2 separate regions of the Homo sapiens genome follow, and region 2 is linked to region 1. Evidence: chromatin loops called from intact Hi-C (ENCODE). Cell type or tissue: GM12878. All regions are shown on one strand.

Region 1 (8,000 bases):
CATCTCAAAAAAAAAAAAAAAAAAAGACAACTGGTTCTGGAATCAGACTTCCTGGATCCTATTTTATTAGCTTTATAATCTCAAAAAAAGGAAATTTCCTGTTCCTTAATTTCCTCATCTGTAAAATGAAGATAATAAGTTCTATCTCATAAAGTTACTCAGCTGATTAATAATTTTTTAGGTTTATTTTATTTTGTTATTTTCTTTTTTTTTCTTGTTTTTTTTTTGAGATGGAGTTTTGCTCTTGTCACCCAGGCTGGAATGGAGTGGCATGATCTGATCTTGGCTCACTGCAACCTCCACCTCCGAGGTTCAAGCAATTCTCCTCCCTCAGCCTCCCGAGGAGCTGAGATTACAGCCATGCACCATCACATCTGGCTAATTTTTGTATTTTTAGTAGAGACAGGGTTTTACCATGTTGGTTAGGCTGGTCTTGAACTCCTGACCTCAAATGATCAGCCCTGCTCTGCCTCCCAAAGTGCTGGGATTATAGATGTGAGCCACTACTCCACGCCTATTTTATTTTATTTTATTGAGACGGAGTCTTGCTCTGTCCCAGGCTGGTGTGCAGTGGCACGATCTCGGCTCACTGCAACCTCTGCCTCCCGGGTTCAAGCCATTCTCATGCCTCAGCCTCCCAAGTAGCTGGGATTACAGGCTTCTGCCACCAGGTCCGGCTAATTTTTATATTTTTAGTAGAGACAGAGTTTCACCATTTTGGACAGGCTGGTCTCAAACTGCTGACCTCAGGTATCCACCCGCCTTGGTCTCCCAAAGTGCTGGGATTACAGGTGTGAGCCACCACACCCAGCCTACTTTATTTTTTTAATAGAGACGAGGTCTCACCAATTGGCCAGGTTGGTCTTGAACTCTGGCCTCAAGCAATCCCCCCACCTCAGCCTCTCAAAGGGCTAGGATTACAGGCGTCAGACACCACGCCCAGCTATTCTGCAAATTAAATGAGATATTTCTGTGCAATTCTTAGCATAACACCTGCCTGGCACACCATAAGAACACAAGAAAAGCTGTCGTTATTATTATTACTACCTAGCTAAGTACTAGGCACATAATAGGTGCTAACTTTAACTTAAAAATAATAGTTTATTACTACATCAACACTTGATAGTCTTATTTCAATAACAAATGTTTCTTGACTACAACAACACACACTGATCATTTCTTGTGGCTTAAAACTCTCCCAAACTTACCAATATTGGTGGCACCAGCATCCAGACTGTTTTCTACTAACTCCTTCACCGCAGTGCTTAGACTCAGTACCACCGGCCCAGAGCAAATCTGATGGACTGACTTCCGATCGATAGGTTTGATGGCCTTAGCAGGTTCTGTACTAAAGAAATGTTACAAGAAACAAAGCAAGTATTCAGCTATATATTTTCATCCTGATTTTAACTGTGGGAAATGACTCAACACTGTAAATAGTTTATGGGTCTAATCTATTCATTTATTATATTAACAAATACATTTATTATATCCAGAAATAGAAACACTGTTTTACAATCCTTAAACATGTACCCAAGATACTTCTGGATAGATACTTCAAATTCAACAGATCCTTACTATCTAATTATACTAGGATCCACATGGAGAAAACATACATTCTATCTCTCAAATTACCAAAATCTTTGGCAACAATGGTGTCTTTCTTGAAAACTGAAAGCATGGCCTGGTGGGGTGGCTCATGCCTGTAATCCCAGCACTTTGGGAGGCAGAGGCAGGCGGATCACTTGAGGTCAGGAGTTGGAGACCATCCCGGCCAACATGGTGAAACCCTGTCTCTACTAAAAATACAAAAAATTAGGCAGGCATCACGGTGGGCGCCTATAAACCCAGCTACTCGGGAGGCTGAGGCAGGAGAATCACTTAAACCCAGAAGGCAGAGGTTGCAGTGAGCTGAGATTGCAGCATTGCACTCCAGCCTGGGTAAGGAGCAAAAATAAAAAAAAAAAGTGAAAGCAACATAATTTCCCACATAATTAGAAAAACCAACAGTATGCTGGAAAATACACAATGTTTAAGTTAAAATCATCTCAGAAATTGGGTACCAGTTACATAACTATTCCTTATACACAGTTGCCTTTGATACCCTACTCCAAACTGAAGCTGCCAGCTGCTGTCTTAGCAAAGACCCTCAAAGTTCTTGCTGTACTAACTTTAAGAGTTTTATAACAGTTTTATCTGCCCTTATTCCCTGCTCCAAGCCATCCTCCACTCTATCACCAGAGATATTTTTGAAATCACAGATCTGGTCAAATAATTTTTCTTCTTAAAAATTTACTAGTGCCCCACTTCCTACTACATGAAATTTAAGATCTAGTCATCACTGGGCCCAAAACTACCTTCTTTTCAGAATCTCTCTAATCCTTTCCCTTCATCAAGTCCCCTACATCATCACCATTATTATTATTTATTATTATTATTATTTGAGAGTGCTCACCCTGTCGCCCAGGCTAGAGTGCAATGGTATGATCTTAGCTCACTGCAGCCTCCGCCTCCCAGGTTCAAGCGATTCTCCTGTCTGAGCCTCCCAAGTAGCTGGGATTACAGGCACCCACCATCACACCCGGCTAATTTTTGTGTTTTTAGTAGAGATGGGGTTTCACCATGTTGGGCAGGCTTGTCTTGAACTCCTGACCTCAGGTGATCTGCCCTCCTTGGCCTCCCAAAGCGCTAGGATTACAGGTGTGAGCCACTGCAACCGGCCGTCCCCTATATTGTAGCGCAGTGAACAATTGTTTCCTGAACATCACAAGCTCTTTTAAACACTACAGTGTATAAGCAGGTCTCTCTCTAAACCACTCTCCTCTTCCTCCTCTGCCCAACCAATGTCTGCTCATCCAAAGAATGTATCCCGTGTGTTCATTAACTTAGCAATTTCCAGTAAACCGTTTAATTGATAACTTGTTAAGAGAAGGCAGGAAACCTCCATGAAAGAGAAATCATTGGGTATTTCCTACAGCATTTACCACATTGTAGGCCTTCAATAAACCCTTGTGAAATAAACAAACCTCTTTACTCTTCATTCCACCTTGCTAAGAATCTCACCTAAGTCTGTCTACCATGTGAAACTGCAGATGACCTCACAGAAAATTGAAAGAAGTATCTCTAAAAATAAATTTATTAGGCAACACACTATAGGCTACAGTCCACTTCTGATTTTTTTTTTTTTTTTTGAGGCGGAGTCTTGCTGTGTCACCCAGGCCGGACTGCAGTGGCTCGATCTCAGCTCACTGCAACCTCCGCCTCCTGGGTTCCAGCGATTCTCCTGCCTCAGCCTCCCAAGTAGCTGGGATTACAGGCGCCCGCCAACCATGCCCAGTTAATTTTTGTATTTTTAGTAGAAACTGGATTTCACCATGTTGGCCAGGCTAGGCATGAGCTCCTGACCTCATGATCCACCCGCCTTGGCCTCCCAGAGTGCTGGGATTATAGGTGTGAGCCACCGCGCCCGGCCCACTTCAGATATTTATTTTCAGGAGGGAGCGCATTTAGATACAGACCGAAAATGTATTTAAATGTGAATACATTTAAATGTAGTTACTTAAATCTATCTAATATATTTAAATGCAGAGAGCGAATTTGTGTTTACATATCTGACATGGAATGCAACTGTGCTAGCCAAGATTCGGTGTAGCTTACCAGCCAGAAATCACATATCCTAACAGGTAGAAATGCATTGCATTTTGTAAAACTGCGCAGCTATGCAAATTAGGATGTGTCTGGACGCTCTACCTTCCCCAAAATAACCTCAATTTTTTAAAAAGGCCAGGCAGCGTGCATCAGGCCTGTAATTCCAGCACCTTGGGGGGCCAAGGCGGGCGGATTGCTTGAGCTCAGGAGTTCGAGATCAGCCTCAGCAACATAGCGAAATCCCCGTCTCTACAAAAATAAAAAATTAAAAATTAAATAATATAAAAATAAAAATAAAAGGGGAGAGAGAACAGGTAGAAAGGAAATGCATTCAGTCTATGGGGATTTCACGCTAGGGCTTCAAGTTCACGGCCCTGTGATGGGATGTGGGCAGGGCCTGTCTGGGACAGGCCGAACCCAGCTCCTTACAGGGCCGAATCCTTTGCCCGCAGCCAAAGACCCCGAAGGAGCCTGCCTCGGCCTTAAGGCGCAACCAAGGAGCACTGGATGGCTGGGGCGCTGAGGACGCCGCTCCGGGGCCTCCACGCCTCGCCACGCCCCTCGGCCATGTTCCCCCCATTTCCAGGGAGGTTGGAACGCCGTGGTTCTCAAGGAGGACGCGCGAGAAGGGAGACCGCGAGCCCAGCTCACCTCTAGCTCTCAGCTCGCTCCATGGACTCAATACCCGATCCGCCTCGGGGCCTGGGAAAGTTCCCTCCACGACTCCCACAGGCGCCCCGCCTCCTGGGCTCCCATTGGCTGCTTTTGACGTTGTGCTCCACCCTTTCTGGGCGGGGCGGAAAAAATACTTCCCGTCTCTCCTTTTCGCCTATTAGCTCCGTCAAAGGTCGAGTCCGTGACGTCAAAGAGCATGGGCCAATCAGAGCACACCGGACTGCTTTTTTTTTTTTTCCCGAACGACCGCAGCAGGGTCACAAGGGAGATGTCCGCCCCCAGTCGTAGCCTCGGACGGTTTCTGAGCGTTGGTGTTTGGCACGCGCCACCCTCTCTTGCTTTGGTTCCGCCATGCCGATGTACCAGGTAAAACCTTATCACGGGCGCGGCGCGCCTCTCCGTGTGGAGCTTCCCACCTGCATGTACCGGCTCTCTAACGTGCAAGGCAGGAGCGGCGGCCCAGCGCCCGGCGTTGGCCACCTACAGGTAGGAGCGCGGGCCCCTCCTTCCCCCCCACCCCGCGCCAAGTGCGCACGCGCGGCGGCCGGCTGCTGGCCCGAGTCCCCCCGGGCCGGAACGAGTGTGTCCCACCCGGTTTGCGGTCCCACCCGGTTCGCGGTCCCACCCCGGCATTTGTGCCGGCCGGCCAGGGACTCACCCAAACCTTTATGTTTTAAAAGATTTATTCAGGCCGGGCGCCGTGGCTCACGCCTGTAATCCCAGCACTTTGGGAGGCCCAAGCAGGCAGGTCACCTGAGGTCAGGAGTTCGAGACCAACCTGACCAACACGTTGAAGCCTCGTCTCTACTAAAAATACAAAAATCAGCCGGGCGTGTGGCGGGCGCCTGTAATCCCAGCCACTCGGGAGGCTGAGGCAGGAGAATCGTTTGAACCCTGGAGGCGGAGTTTGCAGTGAGCTGAGATCGAGCCATTGCACTCGAGCCTGGGCGACAGAGCTAGACTCCGACTCAAAAAAAAAAAAAAAAAATAGAGACAAGGGTCTCACTATGTTGCTCACGCTGGTCTCAGACTCTCAGGGCTCAAGCAATCCTCTCGCCTCGGTCTCCCAAAGCGCTGAGATACCAGGCGTGAACCACCGCGCCCGACTAGGAAAAAAAAAATATATATATATATATATATATATATATATATATATGTACACGTGTATGTATATATACATATATATACACACGTATATGTATAGATATATACGTATGTGTATATATTTCTTTTATACGTATATATATAACATTTTTGTTTTTTTGAGACATTTTGAGAATAATTTTTTTTTTATATGGCTGCTTAAACATGTTAGTTCAGAGATTCTGCCCTGTGAAAAGTGAATAGCACATAAATGCTCATTTTGAGGAATTACAAAGCGAACTCCAGGGTCACCACCTCCCAGGTTGACACACATTGTCACCGCTCCATTCTTTCCACTTAAACCTTCCCCCCAACCCCCTCAAGGTCCTGATTTTTATGGTAATTATGTTCTATTTGTGTCTATTATTTTGTCACCTAAGTATCCCTAAACAATATAGTCTGGGTTTTTATTTGTTTTTTTTTTTGTTGTTTTTTTCAGACGGAGTTTCACTGTGTCACCCAGGCTGGAGTGCAGTGGTGTGAGCTCGGCTCACTGCAACCTCTGCCTCCCGGGTTCAAGCAGTTCTCCCATCTCAGCCTCCTGAGTAGCTTGGATTACAGGTGCACGCCACCACACCCAACTAATTTTTGTATTTTTAGCAGAGACGGGGTTTCACCATTTTGGCCAGGATGGTCTTGATCTCTTGACCTCATGATCCACCCGCCTCAGCCTTCCAAAGTGCTGGGATTACAGGTGCGAGCCACCATGCCTGGCCTTTTATTTCTTTTTTTGAGCCCATTCTCTCCCTGTTTTATTTTTAAAATTTTATTAAACATAGTCATTTTATAATCTATGATAGATGATTATCTAAAGTGTTTGTGAAATAATTTTGTCAGTGCCTTGTTTCTTTATATGTTTTACTAGGTTTATTGTGAGCCACTCATTTTCCCTGGAGTTCTTTGGGGCCTAGGTCAAAGGTGGGTTTTTTTTTTTTTGAGACCGAGTCTCGCTCTGTCACCCAGGCTGGAGTGCAGTGGTGTGATCTCTGCTCACTGCAAGCTCCGCCTCCCGGGTTCAGGCCATTCTCCTGCCTCAGCCTCCCGAATAGCTGGGACTACAGGCACCTGCAACCATGCTGGCTAAATTTTTGTATTTTTAGTAGAGATGGGGTTTCACCATGTTAGCCAGGATGGTCTCGATCTCCTGACCTCATGATCCGCCTGCCTCGGCCTCCCAAAGTGCTGGGATTACAGGTGTGAGCCACCGCGCCTGGCCCCAAAGGTGGGTTTTCAAGAGAGGAACGTGCTGTTGCTTTGACAGTTGCCTGGGGACACTCCAGAATCACTTTTCTTTTCTTTTTTTTTTTTTTTTGAGACAGGTTCTCATTCTTTCTAGGCTGGAGTGCAGTGGTGCTATCACGGCTCCCTGCTGATTTGACCTCCCTCAGTGGCAAGGTGGTGACCCTCCCACCTCAGCTTCTCGCATAGCTGGGACTATAGGCATGTGCCACCATGCCTGACTAATTATTCTGTTTTTGGTAGACCAGCCTGGGCAACATGAGTTTCACTTTACTTGGGTTACTGCTCCCAGCCTGAATCACTTTTAATTATCTGAATGATTATTCTGGGCTGGGTGTGGTGGCTCATGCCTATAATCCAAGCACTTTGGGAGGCTAAGGTGGGCCTCACTTGAGGTCAGGAGTTCGAGACCAGCCTGGCCAATATGGTGAAACCCTGTGTCTACTAAAAATACAAAAATTAGCCATTAGCCAGGCGTGGTGGCACATACCTGTAATCCCAGCTACTCGGGAGGCTGAAGCAGGAGAATGCTTGAACCTGGGAGGTGGAGGTTGTAGTGAGCTGAGATCTCGCCATTGCGCTCTAGCTTGGGCTACAGAGTGAGACTGTCTCAAAAAAAAAAAAAAACAAAAGGAAAAGATAAAAAAGATTATTCTGATCATGTATGTGGTATGAATCTTGACTGCAAATCCAGATCTGAGCGCTCACTATGGTTATGAATTCTCAAGGAGGAGTTATTTTTTTTCCCCTCCACTGCACCCTCAGGTCATAACAAGCTAGTTTTCTTGCTGTCGCCATCTGCCCTATAGGTTTAGTGTTCAATCTCACTTCCTTGAGGATGTGACTCTTTGCAGGACCCAGCTTTATTTAGGTGCCTCCTCTTGGACTACTCGTCTTGGAAGAAGCTTAGACTCTACCTCCTGTGCTCTGCACTCCATGCAGCCATCTGGATACAAAGTCAGGGTCCCCAGGGATTAATGAAACCTTTAGGGCAAAAGTCAGTTTGCTTACCTCCCAGGGTTGCTACTACACCTCATTTTTGGACTATATGAAATTTTACCTTTCATTCTAGTTCACCAGTACATTGTGAAAGATGTTTTAAATGTTTTACAGAAGTTTAGATGGTTCAACTGGGAAGATCATATAGGATTTCTGTTCTGTTATATTGCCAGAAGTAGAAGTCATCTGTATTTTTTTTTTACTAGTCTTTGGTAGATGAGTGGCTGGATAGCTACAAGCAAGACCAGGATGCAGGATTTCTGGAGCTTGTTAACTTTTTCATCTGATCTTGTGGA
Region 2 (8,000 bases), 170 kb before region 1:
CATGCATGCGTACATTACCTCCTTATCAACATCACCCGCAAGAGTGGCACATTTATTATAACTGATGAACCTACACGGATCCATCATTATCAGCCATGGTCTGTATTTTACATTAGGGTTCATTGTTGTGGTTGTACATCTGTGGGTGTGGACAAATGTATAGTGACATGTATCCACCATTACAGTGTCATATGGGGTAGTTTCACTGCCCTAAGAATCTCCTGTACTCTGCCTGTTTATCTCTCCCTCCCTCATCCCTGGCAACCATGGATGGATCTTTTACTGTCTGCGTAGCTTTGCCTTTTCCAGAATGTCATATAGTTGGAATCATACTGTATGTAGCCTTTTCAGATTTGCTTCTTTCACTTAGCAATATGCATTTAAGGTTCCTTTCATGTGTTTTCACATGGATAGTTCATCTCTTTTTAGAGCTAAACAATATTCTGTTGTCTGGATGTACCACAGTTTACTCACCCACTGAAGGGCATCTTGGTTTCTTCCAAGTTTTGGCAATTTTGAACCCAGCTGCTATAAACATCTGTGTGCAAGTTTGTGTTTGCATATAAATTTTCAACTCCTTGGAGTAAATACCAAAGAGTGTAGTTGCTGGGTAGTTTCATAAGAGTATTGTTTAGTTTTTTAAGAAACTGCCAAACTGTCTTCCAAAGTGGCTGTACCATTTTGTATTCCCATGAGCAATGGATGAGAGTTCTGTCACTGTTGCTTTATTTTGCATTCCCCTGATGACAGGTGATGTGGAACATTTTTTCATATGCTTATTTGCCATTCATATATCTTTGATGAGATGTCTGCTATGGTCTTTGGCCCATTTTTAATTGGGTTGTTCATTTTCTTATTGTTGAGATTTAAGAGTTCTTTGTATATTTTGGAGTCCTTTATCAGATATGTCTTTTGCAAATGTGTTCTCCCAGTCTGTAGCTTGTCTTTTCATCTCTTGGCAGTGTCTTCTGCAGAGCAAAAATGTTTAATACTTACCAATTTTTTCTCTCATGGGTCATGCCTTTGGTTTGCTATCTAAAAAGCTATTACCAAATCCACGGTCATCTAGACTTTCTCCTGTGTTATCTTCTAGAACTCTTACAGTTTTGCCTTTTACATTTAATTTTGTAATCCACTTAGAGTTAATTTTTGGGAGAGGTATAAGGTGTTCGTCTAGATTCTTTTTTTTGCATGTGGATTTCTAGTTCCAGCACTATTTGTTGAAAAAAATTATCTTCTCCCCATTGTATTACTTTTTTCACTTTTTTCTCTTTTGCTAAAGATCAGTTGACTATATTTGTGTGACTCTTTTCCTGGGCTGTGTTCTGTTCCTTTGGTCTATTTGTCTGTTCTTGCAACAATATCACATACATTTCAGGGGATTTGATATAGTTGGATTAACATCTACTGTATTTGTTAATGTTTTCTATTTGTTGGTCTTGTTCTTTGTTTCTATTTTTGTATTCCACATTTTTTCTTTTGTGGTTTTGAGTATGTTAAATATGATTCCATTTTCTCTCTTTTCTTAGCATATTAATCATACTTCACTTGTTGTTTTTTTAGTGTTTTCCCTAGAGTTTGTAATATAGGTCTACCAGTAATTGAAGTCCATTTTCAAAGAACACTATATTCCTTCCTGAGTAGGACAAGTATTTTATGATAATAAAATAATCTTTTTTTTTTTTTTTTCGAGATCGAGTCTCACTCTGTCATCCAGGCTGGAGTTCAGTGGCCTGATCTCGGCTCACTGCAACCTCCACCTCCCAGGTTCAAGCAATTTGCCTACCTCAGCCTCCCAAGTAGCAGGGATTACAGGCGCTCACCATTACACTTGGCTAATTTTTTTAATCTTTAGTAGAGACAGGGTTTTACCATGTTGGCCAGGCTGGTCTTGAACTCCTGACCTCAAGTGATCCACCTGGCTCGGCCTCCCAAAGTGCTGGGATTATAGGCTTGACCCACTGTGCCCGGCCTCCTTATAATAACAAAATAATCCTGATTCTTCCCTCCTGTCCTTGTATCATTGCCATCACTCATTTTACTTATACATAGGCATGCATAATCAATATATTGTTGCTATCTTATTATTTTGGCCAAATTGCTATCTGTTGGATGAATTAAGAATAAGAAAAATAAACATTTTTATTTTACTCCTTCTCTGATGTTCTTCCTTTCTTTTCTTAGATCTGAGTTTCTGACCTGTATCATTTTCCTTTTCTCTGAAGAACTTCTTTTAACATTTCTTTCAAGGAAGATCTACTGGCAACAAATTCCCCCAGATTCCAGTTGTCTGAAAAAGTATTTCTCCCTTAGTGTTGAAGGACATTTTCATAGGGTGCAGATTCTAGGTGGTGATTTTTTCTTTCAGGGCTTAAATATTTCACCCTGCCGTCTCCTTGCTTGCATGCTTTCTGGGTAGAAGTTGAAATCATTCTTTCCTTTTCTATAGGTAAGGCTTTTTTCCCTCTGTCTTCTTTCTGGATTTTGTTAAATATTTGATTTTCTGTGGTTTGAAACTTACATGCTTATCTATAGTTTTTCTGACATTTATCCTACTTGGTGTTCTGGGAGCCTCCTGACTGTGGTTTGGGGCCTGACATTAACATGGGGAAATCCTGAGTGATTATTCGTTCAAATACTACTTTTGTTCTTTTCTCTCTTTCTTTTCCTCTTGGTATTCCTGTTACACATACATTACACCCTTTATAGTTATCCCACAGCTCCTGAATATTCCATTCTGGTTTATTTCAGTCTTTTTTCATTTTGCTTTTCAGTTTTAGAGGTTTCTGTTGAGAATCCTTAAACTCAGAGATTCCTTCATCAGCCATATCCAGTCTCAAGGCCATTCTTCATTTCCAAAGTTAGAGTGTTTTAGAGCTCCAGCATTTCGATTTTGTTCTTTCTTAGGATTTCGATCTCTGTTTACATTGTCTATCTGTTCTTGTGTGCTGTGTACTTTATCCACTGGAGCCCTTTGCATCTGGTCGGGTTATCCCAACATCCCTGCCGTGTCAGAGCCTGGTTTGGATCCTTGTGCTATCTCTTTAAACTTTGCTTTTTGCCTTTTAGTGTGCCTTGTAACTTCTTGTCACTGAACGTGATATCCTGGGTAAAAGGAACTGCTCTCACTAGACCTTTAATAATGTGATGGTATGGTGTATGGGGAGGGGAAGCATTCTGTAGTCTTATGATTAGGTCTCAGTGTTTTTTTTTTTTTTTTTTGAGACGGAGTCTTGCTCTGTCACAGGCTGGAGTGCAGTGGCACGATCTTGGCTCACTGCAACTTCTGCCTCCCAGGTTCAAGCAATTCTCCTGCCTCAGCCTTCCAAGTAGCTAGGATTACAGGCACCCGCCACCATGCTCCACTAATTTTTGTATTTTTACTAGATACGGGGTTTTACCATGTTGGGCAGGCTAGTCTTGAACTCCTAACCTCAAATGATCCACCTGCCTTGGCCTCCCAAAGTGCTGGGATTACAGGTGTGAGCCACCGCGCCCAGTCTAGGTCTCAGTCTTTTAGTGAGGCTGTACCCCTGGACTGTGAACTTCACAAATACTTCTCAGTTTTTTCTTCCCCCTTGGGACAGGTTGGCTAGAGTGTGCTGCAGTTGGCTATTTCCCTTTTCTTACATGGAAGGCCGGTGCTGGCTGGAGTTGGGTATTTCTCTTCCACTTGGTTAGTTAGGCTCTGATAAAACCAAGCAAGTTAGGTTCTGGTTAAATCGTTTCTCCTGGGAGCAGACCTTGTTATCAACAGAATGCTCTGACACATGTCAAATGGTTCCTGTTTCCCTCCCCTTACCGGAAGCACAAGGGATTTCCCCCTGTATACTTACTGTGAGAATCTGGCAGAGCTCCAGTAGGTAAAACTCACAAAAGTGTAGGGCCCCTAATGACTGGGTCTGTCTGGAATTTTTATGTGTCAGACTTGTCCACACTGAGCCTCCAGCACTTTGTCAATTACAGTTCAGTTTCCCTGTGTTAGCGCTGGTCTCTGTGGAGGTTTCTGCTCCTGTTAAGTTGTGATTCTCTGTGCCTGCCTGTTTTTCCCTCCAATTATGGGGACAGCAGGTTTGCCCTGTGACCTCACTTCTCTGATGGATCTAAGAACAGTTGTTGATTTTTCAATTTGTTCAGCTTTTTACTTGTTAAGACACAGTGATGACGTCCAAGCAACTTTCTTGCTGCATTGGAAACTAGAAGGCTCGTAGGGGTTAATTTTAAGTTTTAAAATCTGATAGTATAAGTCTCACAGCTTTTTTCTTTAAGACCTAGTAATTTTTGTCTTTGTGAATTCTCCTTTTAGTGTCATGCTTAGACCCTTAGGATATAAAAATACTTATGTATATTTTCTGGTTCTTTCCTAGCCCAGTTGTTTAAATCTCAACTCTTTAATCCAGTTGGGATATAACTTAGCATTCATTTTTATGTCGTTCCCAAGTACCATTTATTGATGAACCATCTTTAAAGTACAGATTTGATAAGCTATCATTACTACGTATTGAAACTTGATATATGTGCTGTTCCATTCCCAGAAGATACTCTGTGTGTTGATTTCTACTTTTTTTTTTTTGTTAACAGAGTGTCATATCTTTCTATAGAAGTAATTATAGGCCGTGCGTGGTGGCTCATGCCTCTAATCCCAGCACTTTGGGAGGCTGAGGTGGGTGGATCACCTGAGGTCAGGAGTTTGAGACCAGCCTGGCAAACACAGTGAAACCCCATCTCTACTACAAATACAAAAATCAGTTGGGTGTGGTGGTGGGTACCTGTAATCCCAGCTACTCGGGAGGCTGAGGCAGGAGAATCACCTGAACCCGGGAGGCGGAGGTTGCAGTGAGCCGAGATTGTGTCACTGCACTTCAGCTTGGGAAACAGAGACTCCATCTCAAAAAACAAACAGATGGCTGGGTGCGGTGGCTCACATCTGGAATCCCAGCACTTTGGGAGACTGAGGTGGGTGGATCACGAGTTCAGGAGGTCGAGACCATCCTGGCTAACATGGTGAAACCCCGTCTCTACTAAAAATACAAAAAATTAGCTGAGCATGGTGGTGGGTCCCAGCTACTCGGGAGGCTGAGGCAGGAGAATGATGTGAACCTGGGAGGTAGAGCTTGCAGTGAGTGGGGATCATGCCCCTGCACTCCAGCCTGGGCGACAGAGCGAGACTCTTAACTCAAAAAAAAAAAAATGCAAAATACAAAAATGAAGTAAATATAACACTCCAACACTCTTCTTACTGTCTGAATAATATTTTTTAATATGGATTTAACAAATAACCTCACAAGTCTTGTCTTTGGCAGCCTTCCCTAACTCCTTCCCTCCCCTCCCACAGTCTGCATTTGGCACTTCTGGGTGAAGGGTACTTGTGCTTTCTTTTACCACCCAGGAGAGCAGGGGTTGGTGTGACTGCTTATTTAATTGTCCTTGCTCTGAATTGAAAAGTCCCCTAGGGAAGGCAAGATGTGTGTTATGCCTTTTTGTTCACTGTGGTATTCAAAGCCCTTAACACGGTGACTGACACATGATTGCCACATAAGTATTTGGTCAATGAGCAAATTGCATTTATCTGATCTCCTCTTGGTGTATATTCTGTTATTTCCCAACAACCTGCTTGGTTTAGTAATTGAAAGCTTGGGTCTCTGAAACAAGGCTACCAAGGTTTGGATACTGGCTCTGCCACCTATTGTGTGTGTAATTTTGGGCAAGGGACTCACTTTTCTCACCTGTGAAATGGGGTAAATAACAGTGCCTACCTTATAGGGTCTAGACAAAAACACCTAGAAACATTACAGTAGGTAATTTTGTTTGAATTTTACAAAATGATGCCCTCTATTGTCATTTTTGTGTATATGATTAAATATTTTATACATATGAAAAGATACAGTGAATAAGATAGTAAGTACCACTATAACTATAGTCTAGCTTAAGAAATAAATATTACAAATTCATTTGCAGTCTCTGTGGACCTCATTTCTATCCTATCATACTTCTTTTCCTTCTCTTTCTTTCAGAGGGAATCAGTATCCTGTAATTGGTGTTTATCGTTCCATATTGTCTTCAGTATTTCATGTTTGGTGTTTATCATTCCATATTGTATTAATGAGGGTTCTCTAGAGGGACAGAACTAATAGGATAGATGTACATATGAAGGGGAGTTTATTGGAGAATTGACTCGCACTATCACAAGGTGAAGTCCCACAATAGGTCATCTGCAAGCTGAGGTGCCAGGAAGCCGTTCCAAGTCCCAAAACCTCAGAAGTAGGGAAGCTGACAGTGCAGCCTTCAGTCTGTGGCCAAAAGGCCTGAGAGCCCCTGGCAAACCACTGGTGTAAGTCCAAGAGTCCAAAAGCTGAAGAACTTGGAGTTTGATGTTCGAGGGCAGGAAGCATCCAGCACGGGAGAAAGATGAAGGCCAGAAGACTCAGCCAGTCTAGTTTTTCCACGTTCTTCTGCCTGCTTTTATTCCGGCTGCACTGGCAGCTGATTAGATGGTGCCCACCCAGATTGAGGGGTGGATCTGCCTTTCCCAGTCCACTGACTCAAATGTTAATCTCCTTTGGCAACACCCTCACAGACACACCCAGGAGCAATACTTTGTATCCTTTAATACAATCAAGTTGACACTCAGTGTTAACCATCACACAGGGTCTTGCTCTGTTGCCCAGGGTGGAGTGCCACAAGTATGATCATGGCTCACCACAGCCTTGAACTCCTGGACTCAAGCAGTCCTCCCACTTCAGCCTCCCAAGTAGCTAGAGACAATAGGTGTCCGCCACTGTGCCCGGCTAATTTTTGCATTTTGTAGAGATATGGTCTCACTGTGTTGCTCAGGTTGGTCTCGAACTCCTGGCGTCAAGTGATCCTCTCGCTTTGGCCTCCCAAAGTGCTGGGATTACAGACGTGATCTACTGCTCCTGGCCTATCATTCCATATTTATACTTCACTCTTATGTATAACTCCATAAGTAACAGAGCATAGTGTTTTCCATATTTTAAAACTTTATATAATATTGTAACCCTATATGTATCCTTAAGCAACTTGATTTAATTTTTGACCATTTTTTTAAAATAAAAAATTACATTTTTACCATTTTAAAGTGTACAGTTCAGTGGTATCATGTACATTCATATTATATGCAACTATTACCACCATCCATCTCCAGAGCTGTTTAATCTCCCCATTCTTTCCCCCAAACTATGAAACTTCATACCCATTAAATAGTAGCCTCCCTCATTTCTTCCTCCCTGCAACCTGTTTTTCTTTTGTTTGATATTATGCTCGTGACATATTCATATTGTTATATTTAGCTTTTGAGACTTTGTAACTGCTAGGTAGCCTTCTATCCTGTAAATATTCCCCGATGTAGGAGAAATTCATCCTCCTACAGATGGGCATTTGGATTGTTTCACAGTTTCTAACTCTGCAGTGAACATTATTGAGAGTGTCTCTTTGTGCACATGTGCAATAATTTCTTTCGGAACTAACCTGTGGTTGGAAGTTGCTGGATCATAGGATATGTACATCTTAAACTTGAACTTGATTAGATTTTTGTCACCGTACCCTGTCCTACGTGATTATACTTAGGAGACTACTGCATTAAATTTCTATTTTCTATCCTCACGAATACTTGGTCTTGTTAGTTGTTGATTCTATTTTATTTATTTTTTGAGACAGGATCTTGCTCTATTGGCAGACTGGATGCAGTGGTGCCATCATGGCTCACTGCAGTCTCAACCTCCTGGGCTCAAGTGATCTTCCCACCTCAGTCCCCCCACGAAGCTCGGACTACAGCCGTGCACCACCATGCCTGGCTAATTTTTTTGATTCTTTAACTTGTACAGATGGAGTCTCACTATGTTGCCCAGCTTGTCTTAAACTCCTGGCCTCAAGTGATCCTCCTACCTTGGCTTTCAAAAGTGCTGGGATTGTCCGGGCACGGTGGCTTACACCTGTAATCCCCAGCACTTTGGGAGGCCAAGGCAGGCGGATCATGAAAT

Evidence for each region. A loop is a pair of places that touch in the nucleus more often than their neighbours do. Peaks named below come from ENCODE experiments on the same cell type or tissue, not always from the same donor. Only the 100,000 strongest peaks of a DNase experiment are listed, where the experiment ranks them.
Region 2: it touches region 1 in a loop (10-fold over the local background); 4 of 110 quality-filtered maps call a loop at or near these places.

The regions. Positions count from the first base shown.
Region 1 is chr7:67,298,077-67,306,076 of GRCh38, forward strand. It overlaps the pseudogene PMS2P4 and the pseudogene STAG3L4. Among named protein-coding and RNA genes, the nearest start is that of SPDYE21, 25 kb to the left of the region's middle. RefSeq lists an enhancer at 4,545-4,594 and a silencer at 4,775-4,954. In GM12878, a CTCF peak has its summit at 4,772; DNase peaks (open chromatin) are centred at 4,525 and 6,875; H3K4me3 peaks cover 4,127 bases; H3K27ac peaks cover 3,091 bases.
Region 2 is chr7:67,125,487-67,133,486 of GRCh38, forward strand. All of the region lies in intron 13 of TYW1 (tRNA-yW synthesizing protein 1 homolog), which reads left to right. It overlaps LOC124901664 (a long non-coding RNA gene), which reads right to left. Exons shown (of 2, transcript XR_007060370.1): 1 at 1-8,000. Among named protein-coding and RNA genes, the nearest start is that of MIR4650-1, 15 kb to the left of the region's middle. In GM12878, no CTCF peak of the experiment used is centred here; a DNase peak (open chromatin) is centred at 3,835; H3K27ac peaks cover 2,318 bases.